Linked DNA regions of Homo sapiens: region 1 is linked to region 2. A link is a contact called in ENCODE Hi-C or POLR2A ChIA-PET data. All regions are on one chromosome and are shown on one strand. The core of a region is the stretch at or near the end of the contact, and the rest is flanking DNA. Distances in the headings are between cores, read along the strand shown.

Evidence for each region. Hi-C counts contacts between places; a loop is a spot of excess contacts on that map. ChIA-PET counts read pairs that join two places held with the same protein, here RNA polymerase II (POLR2A). Pooled maps may share reads with other maps.
Region 1: a map of endothelial cell of hepatic sinusoid shows a loop between it and region 2 (2.7-fold over the local background). The contact joins the promoter of LNCAROD here to the enhancer-like site in region 2. A Hi-C loop is called at or near these places in 10 of 168 maps with a recorded cell type or tissue (Caco-2, Calu3, HepG2 and 7 more), 1 of 37 single-sample maps with no recorded cell type and 5 of 50 pooled maps. POLR2A ChIA-PET finds 5 or more read pairs at or near these places in 4 of 52 experiments (AG04450, MCF 10A, PC-9 and 1 more).

Annotation. Positions count from the first base shown.
Region 1 is chr10:52,467,434-52,471,803 of GRCh38, reverse strand. LNCAROD (lncRNA activating regulator of DKK1) reads left to right here and starts at 1,271. Exons shown (of 4, transcript NR_120641.1): 1 at 1,271-1,407. RefSeq lists an enhancer at 1,429-2,021.
Region 2 is chr10:52,565,654-52,570,022 of GRCh38, reverse strand. All of the region lies in intron 1 of LOC124902426 (a long non-coding RNA gene), which reads right to left. All of the region lies in intron 1 of LOC105378305 (a long non-coding RNA gene), which reads left to right. Among named protein-coding and RNA genes, the nearest start is that of LNCAROD, 97 kb to the right of the region's middle. Within about 2 kb of position 2,967, at least 2 of the 41 ENCODE cell types and tissues checked have a DNase peak (open chromatin) inside an H3K27ac peak, as active enhancers do; they include PC-3 and Panc1, where a contact is called at or near this core.

The sequences.
Region 1 (4,370 bases), core at 22-2,521, 97 kb after region 2:
AGCTTTTCCCAAGGCTTTCTCACCCCAATAGCAATTTAAATAAGCAATGGAGAAATTGAACCACACTACTGTCATGACCCAGCCTTGGTAAATTCATTTCTAACACAGACCGACAACTCATTTCTCCAGAAATGAGTTTATTTGGATTGATTGCTTCCAAGTAGAGAAATAGCCTCACTTTAAGAAAGCCCTTATTTTTGTTTACAGTTGTTAAGGTCATACATGCAAACACTGTAGGACTTTGTTTTTATTTTTGTTTGATTTGGAGACAAGGTCTCTCTCTGTTACCCAGGCTGGAGTGCAATGGAATATGCATAGCTTACTACAGCCTCTATTCTTGGGCTCAAGCAATCCACCTACCTCAGCTTCCCAAGTAGATAGGACTACACGTGCACCACCATGCTCTGCTAATTAAAAAAACAAAATCTGTAGAGATGGAGCTTTGCTGTGTTACCCAATCTGGTCTCAAATTCCTGGCCTCAAGTAGTCCTCCTGCCTCAGCCTCACAAAGCACTAGGATTACAGGCGTGAGCCATTGTGCCTGGCCTTACTGTAGAACTTTATAATTCATTATCTTCTTTACCCAGGTGTACATAGTATTAGTGAAATAAAATACATTAAATTAAAGCCATTTTTAATTTTTTGGTATACTATGGAATTAGGCATATTTGAAATTACTTCTCATATGACATTGTAAACATAGCCAAATTATTATCATTTTCTTCCTGTAGCAATAAGTCTGAACATAAAATCTTCCATTTTCTTATACAAAATGAAGCTTTAAAAAATCAAGAGCATTTAATTTGTTTCATATATAGGCCTTCTCAACTGCGATCTTGCCCCAGAGAAGAGAAAAAACTACACAGAAACCTTAAGCATTAAGACACATTATTGTAACTAAGAAAGAGCATAACGTTAATAGTGGCTTTTTCTAAGGTGTAAAATAATGAATTTTTAAGATACTTTTCCTTATTTTTCATATTTTGTATATTAAATATATACCACTTCTATCATTTAAAATATCTATTATGTTTTTAAAATAAAGGCTTTCTTTCCGCTTTCTTTCAGGCCAGAGGTAAAAGAAACAGAGAAGAAGAGATAATAATTCTAACAGAAATATTACAGCCTTTACAACTTGCATGCATACAGTTATACATTAAGAGACTGAAAAAGGCAGTTTCTTTTACTGCTAATTCTAGTAGTGATGAAACTCAGGCTCAAGTATTCAGGTGACTTGTTTGAGGTCACACAGTGCATAAATGGTTGCACCTGAGCTGAAATATGAGTTGTCCAACTCTTGTAAGTGCATGCTCCATCACATCATCCTGAGTCAGTAATGAGGATGCCATTGTACCCTTCAAGCAGCCCTGGAGAGTTTATCTCTGCATGCTGGAGCTAATAATAATAGTGAGTATTTATATAGTCCACACTAGGTACCACATTCTGCTTTAAGTGCTTTACAAATAATAACTCATTTCATCCATACAGCAACTTCATGGGGTCGATACCATTACTATCATCCTGTTTTACATATAAGGAAACTGAGGTTACATAACTAGGCCCTAGATCACTCAGCTAGAGGTAAGACTGGGATACAAGCAGACTGACTTCAGAGCCCATGCTTCACCATCACATTAAGTAGCCTGCTGATTTGTCTTTATTTGTTATGTTAACAGGAAAGGATTGCTTTCCTTTAGTGCAAGGTAAGCCACAAGGCAGATTATAGGAAATAGTCTACAAAAACTGAAGGGAGCAGCATCAATTTTCCCAAGGAATTTTTTTTCCTTTATACTTCTTTATCATTAGAGCCCAATTTGGACAAATTCTTTTCCACTCTGAGCCTCAGTCAATGTTTGGCTCATTTCATGAAGGAAACTGATGGTAGAGGCAAGAGTACACTGCTCAGCAGACCCTTTGTCCAAGGGTAATTTCATTGGCCTCCACCATTGTTTGCCTGTTAAACTGTGGCTTACAACATTTCAAGGAGCAAAGACAAAATGTTACACTTGTACTGTGGTGAAACTTTCCATTTCAAAGAAATAGATTCCAGCAGGCGTAAAGCTACCTGGAAGCAAAGGGTTTGTTATGGGGTTATTATAAAATAGAAAAACAAAAACTCAATCTGGAACATGACCCCTTTGTCGTACACATGCATTGCATCTGGCCTGCTGTACAATGTGGACCACTGGCAGAGACTGTGTTCACACATGGAACACAGGAGAGAGCTACTCTAAGAAGAAAAAGTTAGGAAAACTAGATTCTTTTCTTTTATTCTTATTTAAATTGTGATAAAATATACATAACAACACTTACCATTTTAACCATTTTTTTTCTTTGTGAGATAGAGTCTCACTCTGTCGCCCAGGCTGGAGTATAGTAGCACGATCTCAACTGCTCTCCCTCTCAGGTTCAAGTGATTTTCCTGCCTCAGCCTCCCGCGTAGCTGGGACTAGAAGTGTGCACCACCACGCCTGGCTAATTTTTGTGTTTTTAGTATAGACGGGGTTTCGCCATGTTGGCCAGGCTGGTCTCAAACTCCTGACCTCAGGTATTCCACCTGACTCAGCCTCCCAAAGTGCTGGGATTACAGGTGTGAGCCACCGCACCTGCCCATTTTAACCATTTTTAAGCGTACAGTTCAGCGGCATTAAGTACCTTCACATTGTTGTGCAACCATCACCACCATCTATCTCCAGAACTTTTTAACTTCCCAAATACAAACTCTATACCCCTTAAACAATAACCCCCCATTCTTTCCTCCCCCAACCCCTGGCAACCACTATTCCACTTTCTGTCTCTGTGAATTTGACTGCTCTTGGTACCTCACATAAGTAGTATCACACAGTATTTTTCCTTTTGCAACTGACTTATTTCACTCCGCATAATGTCTTTAAGTTTATCCATGTGTAACATGTGTCATAGTTACCTTCCTTCGTAAGGCTGAATAATATTGCATGGTATGTATGTATATACTGCATTTTGTCCATTTATCAGTCAATGGGCACTTGGGTTGCTTCCATATTGTGAATAATGGTGCCATGAACATGATGTAAAAATATCTGTCCAAGTCCCTGCTTTCATTTCTTTTGGATGCATGCCTAGAAGTGAAATTGTTGGATCATATTTTAATTTTTTTGAGGAACTGCCATTGTGCTTTCCATAGTGGCTGCACCATTTTACAAGTAATAGATTTTAAAGCCAACTAATGAGTTCAGTTTCTCTACCCTCCTTCTACTCCCTCAAAAAGACCAAGTGCCTCAGAGGTGCTGGTAGTCGCTAACAATGTGATTGCCAATTATACTATCTGTCTGTTCAGCGCAACCCAATTTACACTACAGTCTATCTCCCCTTATCTCAGTAAGCCACAATTTCACAAATGCTGCAGAACTTGTAAAACCATGGAACCTGCACCACTGCCATTCCCTGCCAAAATTACACTACCAAAATTTCATGACCAAGCCACCCAAGTGCCACATTTGAGCTGTGTTAATTAGGAAAGAAGACTAGCCTCAAAGACCTTTCAAGCTACTCTACAGCACATTGATTATTATTGAACATCTAGCTTCTATTTCACTGTTTCATAGTAGAGGTGAAAATATTTGCCTCAGAAAGCATGGTGTGCAGCTGTTTTACAACATCATAGTGAGAAATCTCTTGAATGCTTTAAGTAGGCGAACCCATGTCTTACTCACCCGTGACTCTACTTCAGTGCCTTGCATGGTGCCTTGTACAGTGTATAAGTCAGTGATAAATTCAGACAGCGTGTCCCAAACTTGAACAATTCACCTTATCATTCTCGATGGCTTTTGCTGTGTCCGCATGTCAAGTGACTTTTTTTACTTAAGTTAACATATGTAGTAAGAAAAGTATGTATTATCAGTACAGATGAAGAATCAGTATTCCTTGCTATAAATAAAACAAATACACTCATAAGAAAACAAATTAATTTATGTCACACCTATAGTTATTTTCTATCTGTCAATAGAATTTCTGGACTGGCTTATTTGATATATAACTCTGAATCTATTGATCTCCTCAAAAAATAGTACATTAGTAAATATTTTGAGAAGATAATTAAAAATAAAGGCTGAAGCAGAATAAAGAATTTGGTGTTAAAATGTTAGCAGTGATCATTTTTGTGATATAATTATGGATTATTATATTTTATGGTCTTAAAGGAAATAGGTGATTGAAATAAATAGAATATGTGTGTAGATATATGTATTATATTTAGTTGATAGAGACAATGGCTAAAGAAAAAAAGGCAAATAGTGGCAAATCCTAATAGCCAGTTCCATCAAATTGGCACTAGAGATTAGTGGGGTAATGATTGTTGCAGCCAGATCATCCTCACATCTTGTGACAAAAAG
Region 2 (4,369 bases), core at 1,718-4,217:
AGATGTTTGTCAATATTTGGGTTTTGAATTTCAATTTTCTTGTTCTGAGAAATAAAATATTGTCTAGAAAAGACATGGGGCATAAAACTTATACCTTAAATAATAAAGGACATTTTTCCTTATGTTCTCCCAGCTGAAACCCTGCCACAAGGTTAAGAACCTAAACCAAGCTGGTTAAGAACAAAGGGAAAACAATATTTAGATGTCGGCTTTTCATTTTCTCTATAAAGGCTTTCCTGCCCTTCCCCACACCTTCAGGCTAAGTAGGAAGGAGAACGTTAGAGCCACCAGATTTATTTGTGGGTTTTGAAGTCAGGTGGTCCTATATATCACTTTTGGAATAGAGGCTGGGAAGAGACAAGCCCCATAGGGTTCCTCTGAACTCTGTTTACCTTGGAGAGGTCGCATGTCCACATGCACCCAAGAAGGATATGGAAATGGATGAGAGAACCCAGGGCTGGAGAGCCCACGCTGTGGAATGAGAAGCACATGGCTGACTTTTTCTGGAATAAGGAAGACAAGGCAGAGATCTTCTTGGATTGACAAACAGAGGTGGGATAAGAATTTCTCAGCTGATGCTGGTGTATACAAATGACTTGAGGGAGATTTATGTTCCCCCTTCCACTCCTGCTCTCAATGCCTTTGCTGTCTATCAACATCCTAGAACTTAGACACTAGACCTAGGGAAAAGTTTGGGTGAAGGAGGGGTGGCTTCAGTTGCCTGAGGAAACTCCGATTACAACGAGATTATTTTAAACTGATTGTGATTAAGAGTCTGCCACTAATGGAACAACATAGGCTTGAAATAGAAGTAAAGTTATAACAAATACAGAAAATTTGATTTTTTGAACACATATGTTTTATACTAAAATTTGTAGCCATTACTTATTGAATAGCAGAATTGAGAAAATGATACCTATCAACAATTTTTCACCTATTTTTCCCCAGTGAAGTGTGTTCTCTTAACCAGAGGTAAAAATAGTCATTTAAAAATAATCCTAATGCCCACCAATGGGATATTTGAGTATTTCCCCTTTGTTTTAAAACCCTGGGAACCAAATTCCCTGACATTTTAATTGTTGGCTGTATATTCAAATGGAGTTATGTCATTTGCTAGAAATTTTTATTTGCTCCTTTGAGATTTAGTCCTACTTGCTGTTCAATATATGCATCTTTCTTCTTTTGTCTATTTATTTTCTTCACTTCCTCTGACCTTCTAGTACTTAAACAGCATCACTAGAACGAGACCTCCTTGTATGCTATTCCTTAGTCTGCCAGTGATAAAAAAGAATCATTTAAGTATACTTCCATAGAGGCCACATGTGTACCATGTATAGTGCTTAATATAAATCATGAGGAGAGGGCCTCCAGCATCCTATGAATAGTCTTGAACTTGGTATGCTGTAATAGGTAGTCTTTGATCCAAGGAAACCCACAATTGAATTAGCAGAGATGATTTCTTTTTTGCTTTCTTCTCTTTCTCATGCCCTTGCTAGATCTGTATCTCAGAAAACTGTATCCCTAGTGACATATGAGGAATCATTCTATTTGCAATGTCTGCAGCATCTCTGACTCAGTAAGTGACTATTAGCAAGGGAAAGTAACAAAGCTAGACAGTTCAAGAGAATAAAACTTGTCATGGCTCTATGGTAATAGTCTTTCATTAGTCCAGGGTGGAGAATAGAACAAAATGATCGTAATAACCAAGCGATAAATCAGATTATGGTAAGGATCCCTCTCTACCACACTGACATTTAGATTTAAATTTTGCTTAATTGAACTCTAGCCTTAAATGGCCTAGGAGGCTAGTGTTATATGGAAGACATTTATAACAAACCTCCCAGCTTAGAACTTTTGGTCTAAGTTATCTGTTGGCTCTGACTTTCTGCTGCTATCAAGCTTCCAGAGAAAAAAAAGGGACCAGGAAGCCATCCAAGAAGCCATAAGCAAATGTGACTTAAAATGATGGGTTATAAATGGCAGCTTTCTAGGTGTTCTGCAAGCTCCATATGAATACAAATTATACCTAAACTTTTCTTGGGTAGCCGTCCCCCAACATTTTAATTTAATTTTTATGCTTTGGCTTCATCTTATTTTCAAAAGGATTTAAAGTGACTTCTAAGATAAATAAAACATTTTAAATTGATATAAACTAGGAATAGGTAAAAATGAACAGAAAGAAGTATTTGTACATTAAGTGAGTTAGGAATGAGTCTAACTCAAAACTGAACATCAGATGGTCTTATGAATAGACACAACATACGTTCTAAGTTTATAACAAGGGAAGGAAAAAGGGATACCTGATGGGTTAGTTATATCTGATCAGTCAGTGTGTCCATATGCTCATGACAATTATTTAGAAGAAACAAAAGGAAAAGCATCTGCAGGATCCTCATGTTGGAAAAATCCCTCAGCCTTTGGCACAGAGTTAGATAAATAGTAGGCACTTGAAATAGGCTTACTAGTTAATAGGACAATGACTACTATCTGAAATTATAATTATAAAAAAGAAATGTTTCAAAATGGAAAGAAATTAAAATCAAGGAAGTTAATGCTCTTGTAGTATATTTAAGTACTAAAATGTTTCAGAGCACTGTACCAAATTTCCGGGGAGGGAGAAAGTACGAGCTCCATCAACCTAATGGGAGAAATAACATAAATCTCTTACCACGAGATGTAAGATAAATGTTAATTTCTATAATGACAAATACAGTACTGTTATATGAAAAGCTCATTGACCTGAGGGCACTACTAAGAAAATGTTTCTCTATTTTTTTTTTAAATGTTTTTACAGTATTTTAATAGTTTGAATTCCTAGTCGGGGGGAAATTATCATCTACCCATTTCCAGCAGGGGGCAGAATTACCATAGAGGAGGTAGATGGTATAAAAATATCAGGAAACAAGAAACAAAATCAAGCAGAAAAGTAAAAAAAATAGTTTGTATTTCTTGGACTCTTTCCAAGTTGACAAATATTTATCAATTTTTAAAAGTAACAAAAAGTTCTTCATGAAATATTTAGCTATTGCTACACTATTGTTTACTACCAAAGGCAATTTCTTTCAGCTACACAGTAGGAAGGTTGATTTTTGTGCAATGCTTTACAGCGTCAAGTTCTTACTGTTCCTATATGTCAAGGAGAGCAGTTGAAGCTTTACAATGATTTCTACAAGAAAATGATCCCATGTATGCTTGCTTTCTCATACTGAAGACATCTTAAGCTTTGTTGAAAAGTTCTTATCTTTCTAATTATACCTTCAATCAATGAAATAGAAAATGAAATAGAAAGTTGCAGCCAGTGGAGTGCTGGTAAATGTTTAACAACTGGGTCTCAAAACAAAACAAAATAAAACAAACAAAACAAAACAAAACAAAAGAGGGTGCGTGTGTGTATGTGTGTACATCATCTTGTAATAACTTTTGAGTATATAAGAATGTGTAAGCTTTTGTTGATTTTTCCTAACTCTTGTAATCATAGCCAACCCATAGCTGCAATTGACAAATACATGTGGTTCTGATGTGAATATTGGCTGCGATTTTTCTTTCCTTTTTTATTTTTTTTAACCCATTAAGATAAAAGTGGCCCTAACACGGTGGTTCACGCCTGTAATCCCAGCACTTTGGGAGGTGAAGGCAGGCAGATTGCTTGAGGCCAGGAATTTGACACGAGTGCGGCAACATAGCGAGACTCCATCTCTCCAAAAAAAAAAAAAAAATACAAAGAAAATTAGTTAGGTGTAGTGAAGGGTGCCTCTAGTCCCAGCTACTTGGGAGGCTGAGGTGAGAGGATTACTTGAACCCAGGAGGCGGCGGTTGCAGTAAACCGTGATCACACCACTGCACTCTACCCTGGGCAACAGAGTGAGACTGTCTCAAAACAACAAGTAAAAATTTTAAAAAGATAAACGTGAAACAGCAAGACCAATGTCAGAACTTTCCTCCTTCATCTATTATGTGAGTGATGTATATGCTGAATCAGGTAACAGTTTTTAAGTGTTAGAAAACTATTTTCTCAATTTTTTGTGCTGCACAGTATAATGTCTCCAGACATGACTCACTTTTAAGTTTAATCTGCATTATTAATGTTTCCTGTATCACTTTCTTAAATAAAGACAATAAACAAAACAATTAATCAAGCCCTGATTTATAGCATTTGCCTGCTCTGTGGGTTAAGTGATATGAATACTCTCACCATGACCCATTTCAAACTACTAATGCAGTATCACTGAACAGAGTTGAGAAGAGATGCTCAATAGCTCATGATTATGTATTATTGCTACCATATAGATTCAGTAAGGAAAATTACCTAGACAACATAGGTGATACTAAAATGTATACAATATTTAGGAAGTGCTGGGTTTTGAGTATT